Regions from separate parts of the Homo sapiens genome. Here region 1 is linked to region 2. A link is an interaction called in ENCODE POLR2A ChIA-PET data of the cell type or tissue named here. Cell type or tissue: K562. All regions are shown on one strand.

Region 1 (8,000 bases), 190 kb before region 2:
AGCTCACCTGTCCTCTGCTTATAATTTACTACGTCTTGTATCCAAACTTGTTTTAACTGTGTGGTAAGAGAGAACTAGCATATTAACTGACTCTTCTTGCTAAGAATGATATGCAAGAGCTTCAGTATTCAGACTTCGCCATCTGATTTGACATCTTTTTGCTTACATTGGGGAATTTGGCAATTCAAAGATTGACCATTTTGGAGATCTTTATCTACCTACCTACCTATCTATATGTAATCCTTCCCCATTTCCACAATATTAATACACGAACACCTTTTCTCTTTTTCCCCCTCGATTATCGAGATTCAGATAATACAGTGCTTGGGGAGGAGTGGGTGTGCCTTGCCCAACACCACTAAAAGAACTGATACAAAATCTCAAGGCTGGGTTTTGGGAGAGTACATATGTGAGAGCAAAAACATTAAACTAGCTACATTCTTTTCTCTATCTGGGGCATTTTTTACCCTGCTGCTATTCATAAATGACTTCCTAATGCAGTCCTGTGCATATGCAGAAAAAACAAAAAACCCAGGGCTATTTATGTTTGAGATACCTTTTATGTGGTATGTACTAAGCAAGTGTCAAAGGAAACCCCTCACACACAGACACTGTATATCAGTGAAATTTGGTTTCTAAACAAATACATTCCGCATATAAGCACTGCCTGGTGTTTGTTTAAAAGGAAGCTGTTCTGGAAATCACCCAGCTTGACAGGGAAGATTACCTCTGAAATGGTCATTTAGTTTTCCACCAGTCCTTAACAGATACTGTCATGCATTGCTTCATGACAGAGACACATTCAGAGAAATGTGTTGTTAGGGGATTGTGTTGTGCAAACATCATAGTGTAGGTACACAAACCTAGATGGTATGTCCTACTACGCACCTCGGCCATATGGTATATATAGCCCATGGCTACTAGGCTACAAATGTGCACAGCATGTTACTATGCTGAATATTGTAGGCAATTGTAACACAATGGTAAGAATTTGTGTACCTAAACATGCCTAAATGTCAAAAAGGTACAGGAAAATTATGGTACTATAATCTTATGAGACCACCGTTGTATATGTGGTCCCTTGTTGATTGAAACATTGTTATGTGGCCCATGCCTGTACTATTTCTCTCTCTCTCTCTTTTTTCTCTGTCTCTCCCCACCTGCCCATTTCCTCTCTCCTTTCTTCCCTTCCCCATTTATTTGAGTATTACTATAGAAATCATTTCATTACCTACAAAGGCAACTGAATCTGTCTGTCCACATAGGATTGGAGGGCCTGAATGAATAGGACACTCATATTATATAAAAAGAGTTACTCCTTTACTTGAAGACACTCAATGCAATTTAAACAATGACACCCTGCTAGGTCGTGTGAAGGTGCCAGTCCAGGCCTGGAAAGGGGAGCAGGGTTAGGGACAGCAAGGCAATGCATCTGCTAGCTGTCACAACAGAGGACAATGCAAGCGAGAGCTGGCACTGGTCACACTAGTCAAGGATGATGTCTAACACTTTGGGGCAAGATGTTCAATCTAAAATTCCAGCTAACTCTCCAATAGGAACTCTCCAAAAATGCAGTCTTGGACTTTTAGAAAAAGTGAAAGCAGAAATCAGAGAGGTAATAGCAAACACCGGGGTTTAGGAAACAAACCAGGACACAAGGCTAAGCTAAGAAGTTAAAACGTTCCTACCAAGATGCAGGTTGGTCACGTCACTTAAATCCTGTCATTCGTCACAGTAATATCCAGATGCTGTAAAGTTGCCCCAGGAAAGTACAGCCCCTGCCCCGGCAGAGGGACTGAGCCTGGTTGGACTCGGCCTTTTTAGAATGAGGTAATGCCGATTTATGTTCTATGCTGGCTGGACAGATTGTAAAAACCTGTCATTATTGCCTCTTCCCCCAGATAGAGACTGCCTTGACACCCCCTTTTTTTTTCGAGACGAGTCTCACTCTGTCGCCTAGGCTGGAGTGCAGTGGCACGATCTTGGCTCACTGCAACCTCCGCCTCTTGGGTTCAAGAGATTCTCCTGCCTTAGCCTCCTGAGTAGCTGGGACTACAGGCATACGCCACCATGCCCAGCTAATTTTTGTATTTTTAGTAGAGTTTTAGTAGAGACGGGGTTTCACCATGTTGGCCAGGATGGCCTCGATCTCTTGACCTTGTGATCCGTCAGCCTCGGCTTCCCAAAGTGCTGGGATTACAGGCGTGAGCCACCGTGCCCAGCTGACCCCTTTTAAAATTTGTCCAGCAGCAGCATTTTCCAACCAGTATGGTGTTTTGTCTTTATGGAGGTTAGGGTTAGAACCCTGACCTGTACTACTGTTGCCATGGTAACTGCCCTTGGCTTTAAAAAAAGAATTATATAATTTCCTGAAAGTGTTGTTAGACAATGTTTTTACAAGAGCACTCTCTGCATTTAAAAATGTGACATTTTGCTCTTAGAACTTTTGGGAGAGTATTAAAAAAAAGCAATAGACCCAAGTCAGGAGCAGCTCTGCAAATCTGAGATGCAGATGTGCTGATTGGGCAAAGGCCCAGTGCATGCGTGTGCAGCGTCTCCAGTTTTCCAGCTTGAGCCTTCTCCTTGCCATTGCTTATCTGCTTCTTGACATTCTGTTTGAGAGTAAAAGGAAACTTAACTGCTAATCGCTGATTTAAATACTTAAACTCTGCAGAAGTATTTATTGCATTGACTTCAATCACTCCTTCCACGGTATTTTCTAAATATTTCTGTGTAAGTTTAGACACGTTTAATTATTTCACTTTTCTTTCTTCCACGATGAAGAGGCCATGTATGACTTGGCCCCTCTGATGCCTCAGGTCAGCTTATTTCTCTTTTCCTTCCCCTGCTCCACTGGAATGAGTGAACATCTGTACGTCCTTCTTTCCCTTCTTCCCTCTCTGTGGCCTGAGCTAATCTCTGGGGAGACCCTGATGATGCCCCTTTGAACAACTCAAGGGCTGCTAGGACTAGAGGGTCCCTGGGGTCCACCTAGCCCTAATACCTTAGGGGAACCAGGCCAGAGGGTGTAGCGGTGACATGTTCACTATTAACCAAGAACTTGGTGCTAGCACTGGACTAGCCCCTCGGGGCACCAACTTCTGTTGCAGAGCTGCCTCTACACATCTGCCTGCCCCACTCTTGCTCCTCCCCAGCTTATGAAGCCTCCAGTGCTGTCAAGCACTCCCTTTCTGGCACCTCCCTCTTGGTTTCCTGGTTCTCATTCTACCATTCCATCTGTTTTTCTGTTTCTTTCTCAGCTGCTCACTCTTTCTTCTTGGGGTTTTTTTTTTTTTCCCCGTGAGACAGGGTCTGGCTCTGTCGCCCAGGCTGGAGTATAGTGGTGCGATCTCAGCTTACTGCAACCTCAAGCGATTCTCCCATCTCAGCCTCTTGAGTAGCTGGGACTATAGGCGCACACCACCACGCCCGGCTAATTTTTGTATTTTTTTCACCATGTTGGTCTCAAACTCCTGAGCTCAAGTGATCCACTCGCCTTGGACTCCCAAAGTGCTGAGCTTACAGGCGTGAGCCAGTGTGCCTAACCTCGGGGGTTCTTGACTGAGGCATAGCCCTTGGCTTTCTGTTTTCCTCTGTCTCCTCTCCCTGAGGTGGCTTGTCTGGTCTTAGGATTTTGCTTGTCACTTCCTTGCTTACAACTCCAAAAACTCTGCCTGGGCTTCTCCAGTGGAACTACAGTCAGATGGCTGAAGCATCCCGGCTCTTGGGTCCCATCTTGAGCTGCCAGGTGCCTCAGATATGGACTGGAGGAGTGGCTGTCACTGTGGTTCGCTCCCATGTTAGATACAGGGCTAGTCTCAGCTCTGCCACTCCCCATGTGTGACCCTGGGTGAGTTACTTAATTCCCTAAGCCCTGTTTCCTCATCTGTAAAATGGAGATGTTAATAGCACTTTTTTTTTTTTAATTATTACTTTTTGTGAGATGGCGTCTCGCTCTGTCACCAGGCTGGAGTGCAGTGGCGTGACCTCGGCTCACTGCAACCTCCGCCTCCTGGGTTCAAGCGATTCTCTTGCCTCAGCCTCCTGAGTAGCTGGGACCATAGGCATGTGCCACCACGCCCAGCTAATTTTTGTATTTTTAGTAGAGACGGAGTTTCACCATGTTGGCCAGGATGGTCTCAATCTCTTGACCTCGTGATCTGCCTGTCTCAGCCTCCCAAAGTGCGGGGATTATAGGCGTGAGCCACTGTGCCCAGCTAGTAGCACTTCTTTAGAGGGTTCACTGACCATTGAGAAATGTCTCTGTGGCACTTAGGGCCGGTATAGGTACAGTCAACTGCTAGCTAACAGTAATTTTTATTCTCTCTAAAATAGAATTTAAGAACCCTCCCAGGCCAGTTCTCCTGACCCTAGTGCTGGCTTTTCAATCTGGCTTCCCTGACCCATCAATGTCACCAGTACCATCCATCTTGGAACTTTTGAACCATCTTGTATTTACTCATCCTCTTTTTTTTTGTCTTTTTTTTTGGAGACACAGTCTTGCTCTGTCACCCAGGCTGGAGTGCATTGGCGCGATCTTGGTTGACTGCAACCTCCGCCTCCCGAGTTCAAGCAATTCTCCTGCCTCAGCCTCCCAGGTAGCTGGGATTACAGGCACCCGCCACTACACCTGGCTAATTTTTGTATTTTTAGTAGAGATGGGGTTTCACCATGTTGGCCAGGCTGGTCTTGAACTCCTGGCCTCAAGTGATCCATCCATCTCAGCCTCCCAAAGTGCTGGGATTAGAGGTGTGAGCCACCACACCTGGCCTGCCCATTCTCTTTAAACCCTATATTTGGCCAATCACCACATTTTATTGACATTTCCTCTGCAATTGCCCTTGAATTTCTCTGTTTTTCTCCACTTACCCTGGAGCCTCCTTAACTGGTCTCCTGGGACTGGCCTCTTCAGCTTTAGACCCTGATTCTTTCTGTCTAGCTTGTGAACCTCTTCATAAAACCAAACTTCTCTAAATAATGCTCTCATAATGAATTTGTTTATTCATTCACAGGCCTGTTCAATGAATCACTATTAAGAACCCACTGTGTGCTAGGTAGGTGCTCTGCCAGATTCTTACTCATTTTTATGTCTTTAGCACCTATTAGAGTTGAGAGAGAATGAATTTAATGAAACATGACAAATAATATGACTAATATATTTTAAAAATTTGCAGAAGGCCAGCTGTGGTGGCTCACGCCTGTAATCTCAGCACTTTGGGAGGCTGAGGCGGGCAGATCGCTTGAGCTTAGGAGTTCAAGACCAGCCTGGGCAATATGGCAAAACCCTGTTTCTATCAAAAATACAAACAGCCAGGCATAGTAGTGTGCACCTGTGGTCCCAGCTATTTGGGAGGCTGAGGCAGGAGGATCACTTGAGCCCGAAGGTTGAGGCTGCAGTGAACCACGATCGCGCCACTGCACTCCAACCTGGGAGACAGAGCGAGACGCTGTCTAAAAAAAAAAAAAAAAAAGTACAGAAGCCCAACAAAGGGTGTGTTCATTCTCTCTGGAAGTGAGGGAAGGATTCCCAGAAGAAAGAACATTTGACGGAGGGCTTAAAAGTCAAATTAGTGTTGTTGAGCCAAGGGATGGGAGGACTCAATATACACAGAGTGGGCGCCAGGTGTGGAGGAAAGTTCTTCACCTACACGGTGTGGCTGGTGGACAGATCAAGGGTGCTAGGCAGGACTGAATTCTGCCTGCTGCCTGTTTGTGTTTTTAAAATAGCTTTAATGAGATATAATTTACGTACCATAAAGTTTACCTGTTTAAAGTGTACAAGTCAGTGGTTTTTAGTATATTTATAGAAATGTGCAACCAGTGGCCCATAATCTAATTTTACAACATTTCCATCACCCTAAGAAGAAACCTTGTATCTATTAACAGTCACTCTCCCATTCCCTGTGTGTGCCCCCCACGACCCGGCACTAGCCCAAGGTAGCCACTAATCTACTTTCTAGATTTATCTGTTCTGCACATTCATATGAATGGGATCATGCAATATGTATCTTTTGTGTCTAGCTTCTTTCACTTAGCGTAAAGCACTTGAGGTTCCTCGATGTTGTAGCATGTATCAGTTGTTTCATTCCTTTTTATTCCTGGGTAGTTTTCATTGTGTGGCTATACCATGTTTTGTTAATGCATTCATCAGTCCGATGCCTGTTTTTAAAGTTTTATTAGTTTTAAAGCCACACCCATTTGATAATATGTTGTCTATGGCTGCCTTCTCACTACTGTGGCAGAGTTGAGTATTGTGTCAGAGACCTGCATGGCCTGCAAAGCTTTAAATAGTTACTATTCAGCCCTTTGCAGGAAGAGCTTGGCAATTCCTGTAATAGAGGATGAAGACAATGAAGGGGGTAGGCTGGGGCTGAGTGGAAGATGAGACTGGAAAGGCCACGTAAGGATTTGGACTTAATCCTGTGGATCGGCTTCTCAAAGTGTGTGTGCTGTGTGAAGCCCCTGCATCGGATCCCTTGATGTATAGATTCCTGAGCCTCCCCCTGGGCTTACCAGCTAAACCCCTTGCCCCACGCCCTTATTCTTAATTCCACCTGGACTTCTTTCTTCAGTCTCTCAATTCTTGCCACTTTGGAAGCCCATGCTTAGGTCTTAGCTCTTCACCAAACCCTTGCCTGATTGCTTTACCCTCCTCCATTTCTTTCTTTTCTAAACATCGCTCTGAATCTTCTTCCCCCTACCACAACCTGTGCCTTCCCACAGTATGGAATTATATGTTTTATTGTATTACTTGCTGCTGAATCGTGTGTGTTAATTCTGCACACTCAGCTGGTGAGTGGACTGCTTTCGGGCAGGAACTAGGTCTTGGGTCTTTTTTTGCATTATGCAAATTGGGTTATTGCATGGCACCAAGGATGTTATTTAGAGTATAACTGAAAGTCTTCTTAAATGACTTTCCTTTTGCATAGTGCATCTTTATTTGCTTTGCATTCTATTAGTGGACTTAGTGTTTGGTCCCTAGGCCCCTCAACATTGGAGCTAAGCAGGTGTCCTCCATTTTGTATGACTGCTTTGATTTACTTTTTTAATTAAATCTCTTTTAATTAATCTTATTTTTTACTCTAAACTGCAGATCTTTGTTCAGTCTTTTCCCTAGCCCATTTCTAAATCTTTGTTACATTCTTCTTTACTCTGAGGGGTTTTAGTCATCTGCTAGTAAACTAGTTAGTCCTTTCCGTCAGCTGGGTAAAAAGCTATAAATGGTTTTCAACTCTATGCAGCTCCCTTGGGTTGCTCATTTGATCTGAGCCAGGTTTGAAGTTGGGCCATTGAGAATGATCTGTCCTCATGATGTAGGGGGTGACTCCAGCCAATTCTTAATATTGCTGGAATTAATTAACTTTGATTCCTCTAACTGAAAGAGGGCATTTTACTCTACCGTGTATTATTAAATACCTTATAACTTGATTTTTTTGATTTTGTTTTCTTGCTCAGTGAGTACTTAAAATATCCCTGCCGATATAGTAATTTGTTCCCTGTTTAATATGGCTTTTTCCTTTGTTTACTCTGGACTCAAGTCTTTGTAGCTTGTTTTCTAAGTCAGCTCAAAAGTTGCTGGTCATTGGATTTGGCAGCCTTTTCAAGCTTTACCCACCAGAATCCTACAGGAAGTTGTGTGTCGGCCAGAAGAGTCTGTTTATTTAGAGCGTGGTGTCCAGCAGAAGCAATCCATTTATGAGGGTCTGGTCTTAAAGACACAGGCATCTGAGTCTGTGTTTGGAAGACCTGCTGCTTTGGCTTCCATTGCAGCCATGTTCTCCATGCTTTCCTGTCCAGCCCGCCGGGGCACCTCAGTGGCACTGCTGGCTGATTGAAGGAGTCCTTGTCTCTGAGCTCCTTGGCCTTGTCTGAAAGGCTGAAATATCAAGGCCCAGATATTAGACAGGGTTCTAGTCCAAAGCACCCTACAATAATGCTTTGTATTTATGGCTTTTTTTTTCCACCTGAACCACAGAGTCCTTCAGCTGAACCTGAAATTT
Region 2 (8,000 bases):
TCTCTGAGGTGTGCCTGTATTGTAATTTTTAATTTTAGGTATTCTGTGTGTGGTGGAATGTCACTGTGGCCTTAACTTGCATTTCCTTAATGGCTAATGATATCGAGCATCTTTTCATGTGTTTATTTGCCATCTTTATATCTCTTTTGGTGAAGGGTCTGTTCAAATCCACTAAAGTGACATGATCACAGTTCCGTGTTAGGAGATTATCCTGGCAGTGGTGCCCTGCCTTTCTACTCAAGCTATCGAATGAGGACTGACAGCATCTGCATCTCCCAGGGGCTTGGTAAAAATGCAGCACTTTGGCCTCATCCCAGTCCAGCCCAATCAGACTCTGCATTTGAACAAGATCCCCAGGTGATTTGTGTGCATGTTAAACTTTGAGAAGCACTGGTGTTCAGAAGAAATTAGAGGAGAGGGGAAAAATGTAAGGGACAAATTTAGGAAGCTATTGCCATATGGAGAACTTAGGAAGGCCGAACAGTTAGGCAAAGGAAGTAAGAATCCACACATCTACTGGCCCAGTCTGGAAACTTGGCTCAGGGTTTGAGTCCCTATATGTTCCCTTACTTGTGTCCTGCTGCTGGATAAAGGCCCATGTGGTAACAAAGAGGGTCTTCAGAGGAAATCCCATTACCTAGAACAGCAGACACATCTGTCCAGGCCTCTAGTTACAACCTGAGGGATGGTAGCGTGGGGAGGCTTGTGGGGTCCCTAAGGCAGCACAAGGATAGGATTCCGTTTAATCAATTACTTTAGCCAATACTGGCAGTGCCTCTGACACCGTGCTGGATACACATTAGTAAGGTCCAGCCCTCAGATGAAAGTCATGATCTAGTGGAAGAGACAGAGAGACGTAATTACAATTCAATAGGATCAGTGTCATAGCAGAGATCTCTCCCTCTCTTTCTCTAAAATACTGTACAAGCCCAGAACTTAGAGAAGGGGCAGAGGGATTCAGAAAAAAGTTAACAGTTGACTTGGGTTTTAGAATTTAATAATAGCTAACATTGATGGAGCACCATCATGGAGCTATGTGCCAGACCTGTATTTTAGATTACACATTACTATGTTTATTCCTCACAATGGCCTTCTGAGATAGGAACTGTTGTTAGCCCCATTTTATAGACAAGGTAACCATGGGCACGCCCCAGGCCTCTTAGCTAGATTCCCACTCAGTCTGTCTGGCACCAATGTTTGCATTCTTAACTGAGCTTGCACTGTGAGCCAGGGGGTGTCCGAGAGAACCCCAGGAAGAACAGATGCAGAAACCAGTGTCCATGGCCCAAGGAGCTCCCAGACCTTGCCTCTGCCCCTTTGCCCAGAGTGACTGAAGAGAATGACAGATGCCTAGGCAAAGCCTTCAAGCTGCTTGGGGGAGGTCAGGAATTGCCGGGGGCACCTGGCTGTCTTGTTTGCTGCTGAGCAGCCTTCGGTCAAGCTTCCATGGTCAGCCTTTGCTCCGGCCACTGCCTTTCTCTGCAAGCAGAGCTGGACAGTGTCAAAGCTTGGCTCTCCTTCGATCTCACATAACTGTGGATTTCTCCTCTATCTAAGGAGATAAAGCCAAAGACAGGGTTTTGCTATTTCTCAGCAGCCCCTGACAGCATAGAGGTCTGTACATTGTAAAGATTTCCGAAAAGGAACTCTGTTATGGTTTTTAGAAGTAAACCTGGAGATGCAGGGTAGACATGCCCCTCAGCATGCCTTTGTAAAGGCCTCTTGCCCCCGCAACAACTGCCACCCCTGCTCCCGACATGTCAGTTGGACTTAGTATGCTCCTTGAGTTCAAGGACATGTATGCACTTTACATTCTTCTTGCAGTGCCTTCGCACTGTGCCTACCCAAGGGAGGCGCTCCAGAAGTGTTGGTTGTGCCAACACCTCAGGAGGCTGAAGCATGGGGAGTTTGTGCCTCACAGGAGTGAGGAGCACAGCCTCTGGATCTAGGCTGCCAGACTGATCCTGTCCCGGCCCCTTAACAGCTGTGCGACATTAAGCAAGTTGCTGAAACTCTCTGGGCCTTAGATGTTCCCCTGGAAGACGGAGATAATTGTTCCTCTTTCCTACAGATGTTGCGAGGTTTAAGTGAGTTATAAATACTGGTGGTCCCGACTTAAAATTTTTTGGCTCTATAATGGTGCAAAAGTGACACTCATTCAGTAGAAACTGAACTTTAAATTCTGAATTTTTGATTTTTAATGATTATAAAATTTTTATTTTAATGATTATAAAAGATGCTTTGTATTCCATAATTATGCCCAATTGTAGGCTAATGTAAGTGTTCTGAGCATGTTTAAGGTAGGCTAGGCTAAGCTGTGATGTCAGTAGGTTAGATGTACATGCATTTTTGACTTACTACAGGTTTATTGGAACACCCCATTGTAGGTCCCAGCCTGTAAAGTGCTTAGAAGAGTATCTAACCCATATTAAGCACAATGTAATGATTAGCATACTAGAAGAGAGCAGTTTTTGGAATCAGACCTGGATTGGACTGGGTTGGAATCCCAGTCCCATCCCCTTCTAGCTATGACCTTGGGCAAGTTACTGAGCCTCTCTAAGTGTCAGCTTCCACATCTGAAAAATGGGGATGATAACACCTTCATCGGAGGATGAGGGAGAGGAGGAGAAGCAGTAACAAGACCAGGTGCGGTGACTCACACCTATAATCCCAGCACTTTAGAATGCCGAGGCAGGCAGATCACTTGAAGCCAGGAGTTTGAGACCAGCCTGGCCAACATGGTAAAACCCGTTTCTACTAAAAATACAAAATATATTAGCTAGGCATGGTAATGGATGCCTGTAGTCCCAGCTACTCAGGAGGCTGAGGCAGGAGAATTGCTTGAATCGTGAGGCAGAGGTTGTAGTGAGCCGAGGTCGCACCACTGCACTCCAGCCTGGGAGACAGAGGAAGACTCTGTCCCCCATCTCACCCCCACAACTCCACTCCCCAAAAAAGGCAGTAACAAAAGTAAAAGGCTGGCCTGGTGCCTGCTCGGAATAAGACTGCTGTAATCATATGGTTTCTTGATTCACTTGTCCACCTGATCTGAGGGGAAGGCAGACATGGCTGCTCTTTGGTTGACCTGATAAGGTGCCTTCACCCCTATCTAGGGTAAGTGGAAGTCATGGGCAATTGGAGGTCAAAGGCAACAGGACAGCTGAGTTGTGTTCATGGTGAACCTAACACTTAAAAAGCCAGAACCTGACAGATGAATTCAGTAGGTGCCCTGAGGTAAGACAGCAAAATGGCCCCTAGTTCAGGAAGCAAACACTAGAAAATGTGGTGGCTGCAGGGGCCGAGGACAGGGACCCAGAACTGGAGCCACCTCCAAGCCATGGTTTCCCAGAACCTCTGTGTATTTCTGCCCTCGGCAATCTGCCTGCAGCCTGGGTCTCTGTCTCATTTCATAGCTCACTACCTGTTTCTAGGTATTTCAGGCTCTGTACAGATGAGTCTGTGCCATTTGGTGTTGCTGGGACTGGAGTTCTCAGTAAACCTTGCTGACAGATAATGTGCAACATCAGAGTACTTCCAGCGAACCTTGGGTCAAGAACAGGGAGGGGGAGGAGAGATGAAGAGCAAACATCCACAGAAGATCAGTGGAGAAAGCCTGACTCTTAGTAGAACTCCTGTACAGGGTGGCCAAGGACACGGTCTTCTGAGTTTCTTCGAAGGTGGCCTTGGGTGGATGGTCTCAGGAGGCTCTTTATCACCTCCGTCTTCTGATGCATCTTCACTGTGACCATGGCAGTGGGGCACCTCCCATCCCTTTGAGTACAGCCTTCGGGAGCTCCTGGGGAGGAGGTGCATGGAAGGTGGGCGAGGGTTGACACTAGAGAGGTGGGCAGCACCGAATCACAGAGGGCTTTGGCTGCGGAGCCAAGGAATCCGAATCGCATTGTGTAAGCAACTGGCAGCCAGTGAGGGACTTTAATCAGGGAAGCAGAATGATTTGATGGGTGTTTTAGAAACTTTGTTCTCTGCTGGGCGGGCCTGGTGGCTCATGCCTGTAATCCCAGCACTTTGGGAGGCCGAGGCAGGTGGATCACAAGGTCAGGAGATCGAGACCATCCTGCCTGACACGGTGAAACCCCGTCTCTACTAAAAATACAAAAAATTAGCCCGGCATGGAGGCGGGCGCCTGTGGTCCCAGCTACGCAGGAGACTGAGCCAGGAGAATGGCGTGAACCCGGGAGGCGGAGCTTGCAGTGAGCCAAGACTGAACCACTGCACTCCAACCTGGGTGACAGAGCGAGACTCCCTCTCAAAAAAAAAGAAACTTTGTTCTCCGCTGTGTGGAAGATAAGCATCTTGAGAAGATAAAGGAAACACTGTCTAATTTTTTTTAATGTACTATATTTTCCAAGTGAAGCCTACATCACTGATATCACTTTCCTCTAGTTACGTATTTTTTATTGATGCAATCTCTTTAAAAGGTCAAGGAAAATTTTTATTATCTTAAGCCTTTGATGATGCCCTAGTTTGTCCTTTCCCCACCATGTAAAGTAGGGCACAGAGAAATCAGGCAACTTTCCCAAACTCCTGCAGTGGGTTAGCACAGCCAGAAAGGACTTCACAGAGTCTGGATTCTCAGAACTGTGCTCAAATTAGATCCTGCTGCAATCCACCCACACAACCAGGTTTGCACTTACCTCCTAAAAAGTTGCTTTCAACTTCGAAAAAGAGAATACCCAGGTTTTCGAAACCTGGCTGAGATCGAGTTCCATGTTAGATTTTTGCAGATCACAGCCTTAGTTTTCTTCTGCAATACCAGCCTTGCATCATTAATGTTTCTCAGTGGTTTTCCTGCCAGTCCCTTCGCTGTATTCCGAGTGTAAACAGTGTCAATGTTGACCTCTAGGCCAGCGGGGCTACCAGACCCAAAAGAACCTCACCTCGGGAAATGTGAAGGGGGCGTCAGCACTGGATAGAGAAGTCAATGTTGCCTGCCTTCTAATATCTCCAGTGCGCCTCTTCCTTTACTGCAGAAACTTGCCTCAGACTTTTGCATGAGTCAGCAGTTTCTTCTAATCGGCTGGAGTTGTGGCGGCTGCTCCGCAGTCCATCCCACTGTACTATGTCTCTAGAGCACACCTGGCAGGAAGGGACTGTGTGCAGAAAGGATGTTCAGATGTTCATGAGGCTGCATTTATACTACACTATGAATTTCATGTAAGTTCTTCTGCTATTTGAAGTCGAAAGTGGTGCACTATATATCACTGCAATTTATTTCAAATTCTATCTATGCTGTTCCCAAATGCAACATAAATGCATTGCTGTCATTTGTACAAATGACTTCCAAATGGTGCTGTGACAAACAGGTATGTTTCCACACAGTTTTGCTCTTTTCAAAATACTGCATAGTACTTTGATTCTGGTCCATGTCTGACACACTTACCCGTGAGTCTTCTAAGGAAAAACCAACAGCAGGTGAAAAACCCTAGATCACTCAAGAAAACAAAATTTGAGCTTTTAAAATTCCATATTGTTGGACTCAATTGGACTTTGGGCTCTGGGGAATGAACAATGCCTTTGTCCACAAATGTAGGTTTCCAAAGAAAAGTACGGCAGGCTTCAAGGGAATCAAGCCTGCAGACAAGTTAGGACTTTTACAAATAAAATAGAAAATATAAATCTTGTGCTTTTTAAGCATCTACTTGTAAGATATTTTCAGCCAGAGAGTAAAAGCGTGCATTTTCTAGCAAGGATGCCTTACAAACCTGTCTCTGCAAACAGGTGTAAGCATGCATGTAAAAGCAGGGGGTAGCCACTTTATTGTCCCTCAGAGAATAAAGTGTTGTCCCAACAGGATACAACATTCACCTTGCTCTGAACAAAGCCCTGAGTGGAGCCTGTGCTGTATTTCACTGTGACACCATCTGGCCCCTATTCTCGAAGCTCTACATCCTCGTTTTCTCTCAATGAAGCACTAACTCAGAACAAGCTTGTGCTTATAAGAGGACTTGTATTCAGCTCAGTCCTCCGTGGAAAGGGATGGCAAATAGTGACCATGGCTGGCAAAAATCCACACGGGAGAAAGACCTCCGTGTGTGCCTTTCAGAAGTCTGAGGTGTCCAGTCTATATTGTGCTACAAGCCTCTCCTCCACATTTCTTGATTTTTAAAAAATCTTGGGTGGGCGCGGTGGTTCACGGCTGTAATCTCAGCACTCTGGGAGGCTGAGGCGGGTGGATCACAAGATCAGGAGATGGAGACCATCCTGGCCAACATGGTGAAACTCCATCTCTACCAGAAATACAAAAATTAGCTTGGCGTGGTCGCCTGTGCCTGTAATCCAGCTACTCGGGAGGCTGAGGCAGGAGAATCCCTTGAACCTGGGAAGCAGAGGTTGCAGTGAGCCAAGTTCGTGTCACTGCACTCCAGCCTGGTGACAGAGCGAGACTCCGAAAAAAAAAAAAAATTCACCGGCCTTCTTTGTATTCCCAGTCACTTGTGTGTTCTGTTACACTGTGTGATGCATTTCTATCATTCAAGGATAATTTCAGAGCTTCATTTAATTTTTGTCCTCTACCCCCAAGTCCAAATGGGGACCCCAAAACATAATGACCATCCATTATTATACCAAGGAATTCAGGAAATGCTGAGAATAATGTCCCTCAGGGTTGCTTTCTAGAATTAGCATTTAACTGTGAGCCTGAATTTCTTCCTTTTGCCACAAGGAAAAAACAATCCACTGGAGAAATTGTGTTACTGATGAAACTGAAACAAGAGCATAAAGTCAAATGTCTTCCACAAATCTTCCAGCTGGGAAAAATGAGAGCAGCTTCCCTAAAAAGGGATAAGATTCAAGATAATTGTGTTATCATCCTGAGACATGTTTACAAGATTCAAGCTTAGGGGAGCACAGTGCTATCAGGACAAAACTAGCTTGCTAATCTTGTTTTCAAATGTATTTGGAAAAGTCAACTAAAGTTAAAACTAAAAATCTCCGGCTGGAAGAGTTTTTTTAAAAAAAGGTCTAAGCCTATTTGCCCAAATTCCCAAGTTAATATTTAGTATTTATTAAAATGTGAAATTGTGACATTTAAAAAGCCACATAATTAGTTTAAGCCAGGCTTGATTTGTCTTTACCAACTTTCCTCCTACATTATATCAATAATTACATGTACTGCTTTTTTTCCCACTTATAAGCATTTTTTCATGTTATAGTCTTCATAATTATCTTTTCATTTGTACCTTAATATTCAAACCACTAAATGCACCATAAATACATTTATCATTCCCCTTTTGTTTTTTTAGGTTGCTTCCAATTTTTCACTATTGTAAATAATACTGCAATCAGCATTTTGAGTACTTTAGTTATATTTCAGCATTTGAATTACTTCCTTAGGATAGATTTCCAGACGTAGAAATAATGAATTAAATAGTATGTACATTTTTATGCCCCTGGATAGTTTGCTAAATTGTTTTTCCAAGGAATTATATACCTAGTTACTCAGTCGTTAGCAATGAATGAGAAGCTTGTTCTCACCAGCATTGGGTATTAATATGTAAAATGTGTTCATTAATTTAACAGGAAAATAATCTATTTACCTGGAAGCTTTAAAATTTTTAAGTAGGCAAATACGTCCACCTTTTCCTCTGAGCTTTCTTAACTTGCTTGAGACTTATTAAGTTGTCCCTTCTCCTACCAAGAACATTGGATTTGCAAGTATGTAGGAGGGCAGGATCCCCCTGGCCTAGGACACACTCTCCGGCAACTCCATCAAAATATCTGGAGGTGGGTCCTGGCTCCAGGGAATTCCCATGTGCAGCCAAGCCTGAGAACCTCTGGCATAGAAGGTAGGGATTTAGGCAGTGGGAAGATGAAGGCAACAGTTTCCCTTTAAGGAAGTTTGATGGAAGGCAGAGATATGATGGAAGTTTGAAGGAGTAACGGTCAAAGAAAGGTACTCTTAAAAATAAAATACATGGGCTAGGTGCGGTGGCTCACACCTGTAATCCCAGCACTTTGGGAGGCCAAGGCGGGCGGATCAC

Evidence for each region. Peaks named below come from ENCODE experiments on the same cell type or tissue, not always from the same donor. Only the 100,000 strongest peaks of a DNase experiment are listed, where the experiment ranks them.
Region 1: POLR2A ChIA-PET joins it to region 2 with 5 read pairs; 2 of 35 experiments call an interaction of 5 or more read pairs at or near these places.

What each region holds. Positions count from the first base shown.
Region 1 is chr1:91,783,240-91,791,239 of GRCh38, reverse strand. All of the region lies in intron 3 of TGFBR3 (transforming growth factor beta receptor 3), which reads left to right. Among named protein-coding and RNA genes, the nearest start is that of TGFBR3, 99 kb to the left of the region's middle. RefSeq lists an enhancer at 3,095-3,224 and a silencer at 5,132-5,335. In K562, no CTCF peak of the experiment used is centred here; no DNase peak of the experiment used is centred here.
Region 2 is chr1:91,588,389-91,596,388 of GRCh38, reverse strand. No RefSeq gene overlaps it. Among named protein-coding and RNA genes, the nearest start is that of CDC7, 92 kb to the right of the region's middle. In K562, no CTCF peak of the experiment used is centred here; DNase peaks (open chromatin) are centred at 3,188, 3,558, 4,658 and 5,028; H3K4me3 peaks cover 454 bases.